Regions from separate parts of the Mus musculus genome. Here region 1 is linked to region 2. Evidence: chromatin loops called from intact Hi-C (ENCODE). Cell type or tissue: heart. All regions are shown on one strand. Links, peaks and the distances in the headings refer to the core of each region. The heading gives the core; the rest is flanking DNA. Region 1 holds the start of Col3a1 (collagen, type III, alpha 1). Region 2 has its middle 190 kb from the start of 4930521E06Rik.

Region 1 (5,387 bases), core at 328-5,327, 370 kb before region 2:
GAGAAACATAGCTTGTTGGCCTCTACAATAACAAACATAAGAACAAAAAATGTCTCACAACTATGTTAACTGAGAAAGTCATCCTTCAATGCTAATTATCAAAGCTAATTTAACTATTAATAAGTTTTGGATTAGTTGTGGCAATTTCTTCTTTGGGGCAATTTTAGTATTTCTTCCATTTGAACTTTCCGTTTTGTTCATTGAGATTACATTTGAAATGGCAGGGCTTGACCTCAGCCATGGAAAAAGCAAGGCTTTGATTAGTTAATCTGAAAGGAATCCACTTGGGCTATGTTTTTGTTAGGCACAGACAGAACTTCTAGTGGTTAATGTAACTCTCCAAAGTGCAGCTAACAAACGACTGCTGTGCAGAGCTAGCTCAGAGTTTCCACTGCTTTCCTGACAGGCAAAGTTTCCTCCTTTAAAACTTTTGGATTAAAAAAAAAAACAATGTGGATTTTTTTTTTTCCTAAGCATGGAAAATAATGACACTAAGCTTTTAGCTCTAAGAAACAGAACGAAACATTTTATGAGAATTAGCTCACACACATTGCCAGAAAGTCACAGTGTACCCGAAGCTTTAGTGTCTGCCAGGTCCAGCAAAGGCAAGCTCATCTTTGATCTTCCCGGCTCTGACTTACAAGCAATCACTTTAATGGCTTCAAGGTGGCGTTATCAGTTATTGCCTGTCACAAAGTACACATAGGAACCCGGCACTAGGGACAGTCATCCTCAGTGGTCACCACAGAGCTTCAGTGGTTGGCAGTCTTTTCTGAGTTACCACTCCAGGCCTGGTCTGAGCCTGTAGATATGAAACAGGCCTTTCTAATGAGGCCTTGCTTTCTTTTAGCATCTCCTATAGTTCTGGACAAATCTTTTAAAAAAGAAATCCAAAGGCAAGTCACCGAAGAATCTGCACTCATTAATGGGCCTTTCCTCTCCACTTCTCCCTCCCAGCATGGTTTCCGAAGACTTGCTCTCTTCTACAATGCTTGACTGGTCCATCCTAGATCTAAATGTGATGCAGGGTCTGTTATAGGCCCTTTACCCATCATTCTGAGTACTGTTGAGATGCTGAGGAAATAAAAGGGGGTTATGAATAGAAACAACAAAATCTTGTATTGGTAATACTTTATTTACTTACAATGTACATTTTTACAGAAAGAATGATAATTTCTGGTTAAGTCATTAGCTCCTGAGCCTTTTGCTTAATAAACCAGATTAATTTGTTAAAAATTGAGTAAGGAATAGAAAAAAGGACTACCATTAAAAAAAAACTTTATAAATAAATTTTCAAAAATGGTATGGAACTTGGAATCTCTATTATTTACAAATACTTACAAAAGTAAAAAAAGGCAGATGTTCAAGGTTTATGCTTTTGTTCTCAAATCATGTAGTATTTCATTAAATTTTAGTTTCAGTACTAAACTATTCATCCATTCCTGTTTTTAAGCTTTACAAACACACTGTAGGTTACATGACTGATATTTAAATATGTACATAATTGTGTATTTTCTTCTGTTAGAAGTAAGGTTACTACCGTGACTTTGTAATACATTTTATTCCATTGGTTCTATGTGATTAGTAATTCGGACAACACAAACAAGAGAAAATGTAAATGTTAATCTTAGCTATAATTTTCCTTTTTAAACATAATGAGAAATAAACTAAAAAATATGAAACAAGAGTTCATTCTCTCAGTCCATTTACAGTTTTGAAATCACAAATCAGTTCATGGTTCACAGTTAATTTTTGTGATATTATCAACATAGCAAAATGTAGAAGCTTAAACTTTAGAAGACATTTAGTTTTTTGTCCCTGTCCTAAGGAAGCAATATTACTAACATCTATTTATGGACCTATAGTCAGCAGAATGCAAATATTAAGCAAGGATGATATTAGCCAATGAGTAGGAAAAATACATTTAAAAAATGATGCAATGAATTTAGATAAGTTTCTATCTTTTCTTTGACAGTATTGGAGATTGAGGCTAGGGCGTCATATGCTCTGGAAAAGCTCTCTACCACTGACCTGCATCTCCAGACTTCTATAAACTTTTCATTTTGAGACAAGAGTCTCACTCTCATTCAGACACTCACATTGAACTCAGGAAGACTTTGGACTTGTATTCATCTACACTCAGCCTCCCAAGTAGCTGGGAATGAAGGTCTGTGTCACCATGCCTGGCTGGAAACTGTCTATTATTTTGACATTCATTTCCAAAAGTCTCACAATATATTACCAGTTTGTTTGTGTATTCTTATGTCTGGTAACATTTCATTATCTAATTATTTTACTTATAAAAGGAATGTTTAGTTTTTAAAACTCTCTCTCTCTCTCTCTCTGTCTCCCCCCCCCCCACGGACACGCGTGCGCGCACGCACGCACACACACACACACACACACACACACACACACACACACACACACACACACACACACACATATGAGGATCCTGTGGTGCAAGAGTCATGTTGGCGATGGTTATGGAAATGGTGTCTTTGTTAGCCACTAGGTGGCATGGTTTAGCACTTAAAAATCCAGCATGCTTAAAAACCACAGGAAATATAAAACAGACCACGTTTTTTCCGTAGCTGAAATAAAAGGCATGAATAAAGTAAGACTTGCACAGATTTGTAAAGAGACAAGAATTCTTTGTGGAGACATGTTTCATATTCCAGAAAACTCCCAGAAGTTAGTGTCTAGCAATTCTGTACGACTTCTAGGATTTCTGGAGAACATAGGAGATAACCCCTTTAGAGTTCTCTGAGTGTTCCCAGTGTGCTGAATGTCTGCTACTTACTGAAATCTCCTCAAAGTTAATCATTCAGTAGGATTTTCACTAAAAACCTGCAAGGAATGTGAAATATATGATCTTAAATCCTTTTTATCCTTCTTGGAGTTTTAAAGACCATAGCCCAAAGGTGGAAGCAAATGAGCTTAGGATGATGTTAAGATGGTGAGAACCAAACATGTTTCTCTTCTTACTGGAGTTAGATTGGGAAGAAACACACCCACTGTTCCTATAGTATTTCTCATATTACTTTAACTGTTAAGAAACTATAGATACTATGTTGATATTTTAATTAATGTCCCAAAGACATAGGTTTCTTCCTTCCTTCCTTTCTTCCTTCCTTCCTTCCTTTCTTTCTTCCTTCCTTCCTTCCTTCCTTCCTTCCTTCCTTCCTTCCTTTCTGTCTGTCTGTCTGTCTTTCTTTCTGTCTGTCTTTCTTTCTTTAAAAAAAATTAAGATTCTATGATTCTTCATCTAGATTTCAGAATAAAAGTTTGGGCTGCTAAGGAATTAACATTTCTTTGGATCATGTCTCCTATTAATAGGGAAGGCTTGGGGTTGTTTCATCTTCCAGGAGGGCAGGATGTGAAGAGAAAGTGAAAAAAGAAAGCTAAAAAGGAATTGACTATCCAAAGAAAAGAAAATGTAAGATGAGCTGGGGAGGAGAGAGGATGAAAATAAAGATGGGAAGCAGAGAGTGAGTCACTGAGAACAGGGAGGGGTGAGGACTGGGGTGGGGGGAGGGAGGTGGATAAGCCTAGGATGGGGGAGGGGTGATGAGTGAGGAAGGAAAATTGGGAGGGGAGTTCCTAAGGAGCCAAAAGGGGTGGAGAGATAAGGAGGGGGGAAAGATGGAGGGGGATGGAAGGGTGGGTTAAGGGGAACAGAATTAAGAAACAAGCAATCTGGGAGCTCCTTCTCTGTGTATCTGTGGACTGAACATACAGAAATATAAAGTGTCTCCTTCCCTTACTCTTGCATAGATAACTTCTGAAACTAGTGAAGACACTGCACACAGTGGAAAAACGAATGCTCATGAAGCATTTGCTAAAACTAAAGGTTTAAATACCAACGTGTTTGATTATGTATGAAAAGAACTGCTAGCAACTTCTTTTAGCCACAGATAAGATTTACATCAACACAATTATTTTGAAAAAAGTGTGCACCCCAAATTTTCATGATGACAAGGAACATATGCATTTTTAAAAGTATTTAAGTAAATAATGAGACAGTTGCTTTTAATTTGGGGCACAAGAAAATAAAGATCATTACATTTGGCTACCAAAACTATTTCAAGTCTGCCTTTTTGAGCAAAACTTGTATCTTTACCTTGTTTGGAGGAAAGCAAAAATATTCCTGTTAAATTATGTTATCTTCAGTAATGGAAATCCAGCTAAACAGAACATAAAACAACTTTTGGCAAACTCTGAGCACATTGAATGTGTGCAATCATGGAATGCAATAAAAACAGAAACAATGACACGTTTTTGCAGCCTGGGCTCATTTCTGGAAGGTCCATAGATAGTCCACATTTATAGTTTTACAGAAATACATAAGGGATTCTATTTATTTTCTAGTATCTTCTTAAGGGTTATTCATTTCAGAGACATTTCTAGTGCATTCTTTTGAAAAACATGGCTAAATATCCTATCTTTGTAAAGAGAGCAGTGTACAAAGGAGAACATGAAATTATTACAAGAGACCAATAAATTCCAGATGGCCTGGGAGCATGCCAAGATGTTCACAATGCAGGAGGGGAGTACTTTAAAACATTTTTTAAAAGGTGAACATGAAATCAAGTTAATTTAAGAACAGTTTTTACCTTAAACAACTAGAGAATATTATACATGTACATTAACTTTTAAAAAAATCAAATATAGAAAACAAAATTAAGGTTAACAAAACATTCCACAGTCAGAGGCTAGACAGGAAATTCTTAGGAGGCTGATTTTCCCACTATCTTACCCTTTGTAAGAAGTTAAGGCAAAATTAACCCAGAAAGCCTGTTCAAATCGGTACCTACTTACCTACGTTGGACTGCTGTGCCAAAATAAGAGTGGGATGAAGAAGGGTGAGAAGAAACCAGGTTCCACTTTGCACAAAGCTCATCATGTCTAAATATCAGACATGAGACTCTTTGTGCAAAAGAGGAGAGAGGAAGAAGCAGCTCAGAGTAGCACCATCAGTTGTCCCTGCCCTTCAGCACCGGGCCCGTCATAAAACTCAGCCGCTCGCTTCCCTCTGCTCTGGCCTTAAATAGGAAAAAGTTTGGCTTCCCTCACTTTCCAGCCCCTTTCTGAAATATGAGAGCAGAACCCATCCCCTCAGCAGTAAAAGCAATGATTAATATATTTTTCCCTGTGTGTAGAGGACACAACCCACAGACACAGAAACAGCACATCTGGAGCATGTGTACATCAGCCTATGCATATGTTTATAACATGCATTAGTCTTAAATACATATTTGCATGACAGAAACACATAGGAATGTGCTTTGTGATAGCCTACAACAATTGTTTGTGTGTTTTTAAATTTCCCTCTGAAACAGTAAAAACTGTCTGAATTTGAAAAAGTGTTTTGACTCCCATTCTCC
Region 2 (5,387 bases), core at 251-5,250:
CAAAGATAGGAGATAGAGATGTGGAAGAAGGTTGAGAAAACAGGGAAGAGGGGACAGAGATATTTGTCCTAGAATGGAATGAAGGGCTGTCTATGGATAGAGAGGAGACAGGCATAGCCTATAGAAAAATGGCAGTTTATAAAGATACAAGAAGAAACTCTGCATTAGGATTGATTAATTTTGATCTGAAAGGTTAATTATGTAAATCAAAGAAAGTTTTTGATTGTTGAATTTCAATACTTAGATAACTGGACCTTGGTAGTCAGCCTTAGGAAGAGATAATGCCCAAATAAGGGAATAGACCTTGGTGGATAGCTTTAGGAATGCAACCTAAAGGTTTTTTATCAAGGCAGAGGGAATTGGAGAGAAGGACATATTTACCATGTTCAAGCTGTCTTGAGTCCGTCCCTTCATATATGATTTTCAAATGGTTCTTAGCCCTTCCCAATTTCTTCAGTGGCCAATGTGGCATGCAAATGAACCTCATGAAATAATTCAACTAGGACTACAAGATCATCCTGGAAATATCACATATGAAAGGCTGGTAAATGGGTATCAATGAATCATTAGCTATCCCTATCATGGTTGAATGAAAATTGGTATGGGCTTTGACTTTGGGTCTAGCTATATAAAAACTATGCAAGGTCTTTCTGAGCTGTATGCTGATTTTATAGGGAAATTCAAAGATGCAAATAACATTTAAGTAAAAGGTTAACAAGTTCAAGAGTTACTATTAGTGCTGGAGAGATGGTTCAGCAGTTAAGAGCACTGACTGCTCTTCCAGAGGTCCTGAGTTCAATTACCAGCAACCACATGGTGGCTCACAACCATCTGTAACAGGTTCCAATGCTCTCTTCTGGAATGGGTCTGAAGACAGTTGCAGTGTACTCATATAAATAAAAATAAAAAAATCTTTTTTAAAGAAAAAGTTATTAAAACAGTTTGCTTTTGGTAATGCTAATGAAAATTGCCAAATAATAATCAGAACCCAGAGATAGATAAGAAATGTTATGGACTTTCTGAGGTAATGTAGAAATGTGAAGACCTACAAACATAGAGCAAAATTAGGTGCTTTAGAAGCCTATGAAATTCAAACATAAGTGTCAGCAAAATGTTTCAATTGCAGTTTACATACACACTTAATGACATGATATAAATTGCCCTTATAAGGAATGAATACTTAGAATCAAGGAGCACCATCTTATGCCCTAAATGAAAGGAAGGAAAGCATAGGACTAATGACAAACTAAAATTAATGAGTATGGTAAGAAATTGTCTAGTAACAATAAAAATATCAGTCAACAAGAGGGAAATGGATTAAGGGGCCCACCTCAGTCACCACAAAATTATAGTGTTTGAATTAAAAAAAAACAATAATATTTGTATCAACTTTAGATTGTAATCAAAATATATTTTTCTTATAAGCTGCTACTCAAGAAGTGCTGTTATTGATTATCCTTGCCCTAAAGATATACTAATTTTTCCTCTTCACTGTCCTTTTAAGTTACACACAAACTATCGGAAGCCTATATTGTCTGGAACAGCTGAACTTTTATTGGGTCACAGTAGTTTAACAATGAGGATAATCATAGCTCATATAGGAGTCATTGATGAAAACTATATGTGGAAAACTACAGTTATGATCACAGTTCCCACTGATTTTTAATTTAAAGTGGGAGAAAACATGCACAGTTATTATTATAGCCACATGTAACCACTTAATGGAAAAATGTACTTCAATAAGGAAGGATTTGGTAGTTTAAAAAAAGCCATAGTTTCAAGTGTTGTTGTTGGGGTCCAGGATAACTTCATAAACTATACAAACACTTATCTCAGTAAGACAGGGATAATTTATGGAGCATTTACAGCAGGAATGATAGGTCAGGACCATAGGACAGACTTGGGAGCTGGCTGAGACCTCAAGCCAGGACCTTACAGATCTTTTAAGCCTTGAAGTCCCCTAACATCTGTGCCCAGTTATTTCACCAATTAAGCTAAGTAGGTAAAGAATTTCCTTCAAAACATGTCTTTGTTGTATATTTATCCTGCTTGCAATGATTGGGGTATTCAACGGTGTCAGAAGACTTATCTTGTCTAACATTCATGTCTTAACTTGCCAACAAAAAAGTCATTTATCCATATAACATGTCTCTTTTTTCGTGTTACCCAGAATCCACATGCATGCCTTTTTTTTTTTTCCAAGTAGGATGTCAGTTCCCAGGGAGTTCTTGGGAACTTAAACTTTATTTAACCATTACTCAAAATGGAAATCTTATTCCAAATAGTCACTTATATTAATGCAGGTGTCTATCTTATATTGGGGTCCATCCAAGGGGAAGCTTATAAAAGGAAAGATCATAACAGAATCTGTAATCAACTAGAGCATGAGAAAGTTTTTTAATAAGAAGAAATGAGAAAGTTTCCTTATACCATTAGTAACAGCACAAAATGGCAGGCTAAACAGTTACCTAGTCCTTACTATTTTCTCTAGTCCTTAACATTTTCATCGAAGGAACAAGATATACCATCGTTGGATTTTAAATTGAAAAACTTGTAGAGGATTGATCGATTCTACATCTGATGTCTCTATTAAAGTGATAAAAGAATGGCTACCCTAGTGGCATAGTCATACATTCAAACTTGATTGGGAAGTATGAGGTTTAAGAAGATTTTTAAAGTGCTAAAAAATTACAGTGCATAGGTCCAGAAGGCATGAAGACAGTCCTAAAGCCTATGTTACTTATGTTTGGGTAATGTTTAGAGAAGAGACACTTTACAGCAAACTAATCTATATTAGCCACCGTCTATATTTCTATCTCTAATGCTATCTAATCTTCACAAGCTCAATGGCTTATGTGAAAGATGGGATATCAAAAATTGAAAAGAACTAGAAAAAGAGTTGCAAAGGATTTTTAAACATATATTCCCACAAGGACAAAATCACAAAGTCATAAACATATATAGTTGCCATTCAAATAATATGTCAAAGGCCAATTTCAAACCAAACCAAACCAAACCAAACCAACCAAACAAACAAAACATGGGGAAAGAAAAAGAAAGAAATTCTGGGTTTTTCATGAGTTGGAGGATTGGAGCATAAAATCTTTTTTCTCACTAGAATCTTCCTATTTTTGCAATTAAAAAGAAGTCTGGTAAATGGGATAACTGATTGACTTACAGAATGTTAATGACACCATGTGGCCACTGGCAGCTTCACAGTCCAGTTTTCCAACATGTATTTCTAAAGATTGACATTATAGTTTTGCATTTAAAAGATTGCTTTTGTACTACACATATTCATCCTGATGGTAAGGTAAACTTTGCCTTTTCTGTTCCCTCAGTCAATCATAAAGAACCTCAGGGTGATATCTATGAACTGTAAGAGCGCAAGGCATGACAAGATCCCTTACTATATGTCAATACTATTTAGGAAAGGTTTTAGACCCTATGAGGTAGTTCTTCCCAGGGGCTTGTATTATTCACTATATGAATGATATCCTGTTAGCCACCTCTAAAGACGATGAGCTACCATCCGTATATGATATGTGTCAGGATATGCTACCTAAAAGGGGGCTTACTATTGGACCTGAAAAGGAACAAAGATCAAACACCGTGAGATATTTGGGACAGCTAGTTACTAAAACATATGTTAAACATAAAAACATTTCCATTATATGAAACATTTAAAAGCACTCAACAGTCTACATCCAGGGTCACAACTCCTGCAGAAGCCTTCTGCATTCCTGGAGGGGATGCTGGTACCCAGAACACCAGGTAACAATTAAGACCCCCCTACCTGCCAACACTCTTTAGGGTCCACCCAGTTTTCCCAAACATCATGTCCTCCCCTTGGCTACGTGTCCGGGTCCTCAACTCCCCAGAAATACCCTACTCTGCCATGGTTTACACTGGTATGTGGAACCCCATAGCCAAGACCAGCATCCAGAATCCCCAAAGCCCTCTGCTCTACCAGAAGCAATGCCAATCCAAAGAATTAGAACTCAGAGACAACACTGGCACCCCAAATCCCAGAGCTCAAGCAGGCTGCCAAACTCCAGCAAAACCACCGTAATGGACCTTAAGTATGGCTAAAAATCAGAACCAAAGACCACATAGGTCAGACGACCAGAGATGAAGCAGAAAGCAAAGGGCAAAATCTGTTCAACAGAAACAAACTCAAAAATCAGCATCTAAACATATAATTATCCCAAGCACAAGTGCCTAATAGCTAGTGTAAGAACACAAAATCCAGGACAGGATGGCATCCCAGAGCCCAGCATTCTTACTACAGGAAGCTTAGATATTTCAACATGACTTAAATATAAGAAAATGACCTTAAAATTAATTCTATGATGATGATAGAGTTCCTTAAAGAGGAAATAAATAAATAAATAAATAAATTCAGGAAAACACAATTGAAAGAAATTAATAAATCCCTTAAAGAAATCAAGAAAAACACAAATTAAAAACAGGAGGAAATGAATAAGTCCATTAAAGAAAACAAAACAATAAAACATGTGAATGAAATAAATAAAACTGTACTATAACTGAAAATGTAAAGAGAAATTAACAAAACACTAAGTGAAGGACTCCTGGAGATGAAAAAAAATCTAGGTAAGCTAACAGGAACTACAGATATAAGCATCACTACTAAAATATAAGAGATGTAGGAGAGACTCTCAGACATAGAAGATATGTTGGAAGAAATTGATATATCAGTCAAAAAAAGTTAAATCAAAAAATTCTTGACACAAACCATTCAAGAAATCTAGGGCTGTCTGAAAATGCCAAACATAAGAATAATAATTGAAAATCTCAGCTCAAAGACCCAGAAAAATATTTTTAACAAAAATCATAGAAGAAAATTTTCCTAACCTTAATGAGGACACTCTTATAAAGGTATAAGAAACTTACAAAACATCAGATAGATTGGATAAGAACAGAAATCCCTACCAACACCACAAAACAATCAAAACACTAGTCTAGTTTGATCAATCTGGGGCACATGGCCAGCAGAGGTGAGTTGTGCAATCTTCTCTGACTTCCATTGTCTGGTCCACAACCTACCTCCCAATCCCAAGGAACCTTTAGGATTCCTAAGAGCACCCAGGTTAGGCCCCTCCCCAGCAATCCCTTTGCTTGCCAGGTCCACATGGGGCACAGTCAGCATAGATGAGCAGTGTAATGTTCCTTGAGATCCATTGACAGTTTCTGCCTGCCTCCTGAGGAGTCCAGGTGGCATCAGGGACATCCAGCCACCACCAGGAACAACAAGATTGCTAAAGGACATCATAAGAACACAATCAGTAAAAGCCATGATAATATCGCTATACTGGAATCAAGCTATCCTGTTCCATCAAGCCCTCAATATCCTAACACAGTCAAAG

What was found. Hi-C counts contacts between places; a loop is a spot of excess contacts. Peaks named below come from ENCODE experiments on the same cell type or tissue, not always from the same donor. Only the 100,000 strongest peaks of a DNase experiment are listed, where the experiment ranks them.
Region 1: a loop joins it to region 2, with 2.5 times the contacts of the local background. A loop is called at or near these places in 3 of 42 quality-filtered maps.

What each region holds. Positions count from the first base shown.
Region 1 is chr1:45,311,267-45,316,653 of GRCm38, reverse strand. It overlaps Col3a1 (collagen, type III, alpha 1), which reads right to left and starts at 5,116. Exons shown (of 51, transcript NM_009930.2): 1 at 4,822-5,116. The coding sequence starts at 4,906. In heart, for the core only: a CTCF peak has its summit at 2,541 (motif pointing right); DNase peaks (open chromatin) are centred at 3,573 and 5,023; H3K4me3 peaks cover 3,248 bases; H3K27ac peaks cover 4,043 bases.
Region 2 is chr1:44,937,059-44,942,445 of GRCm38, reverse strand. It overlaps the pseudogene Gm3496. Among named protein-coding and RNA genes, the nearest start is that of 4930521E06Rik, 190 kb to the right of the region's middle. In heart, for the core only: a CTCF peak has its summit at 3,201 (motif pointing left); no DNase peak of the experiment used is centred there.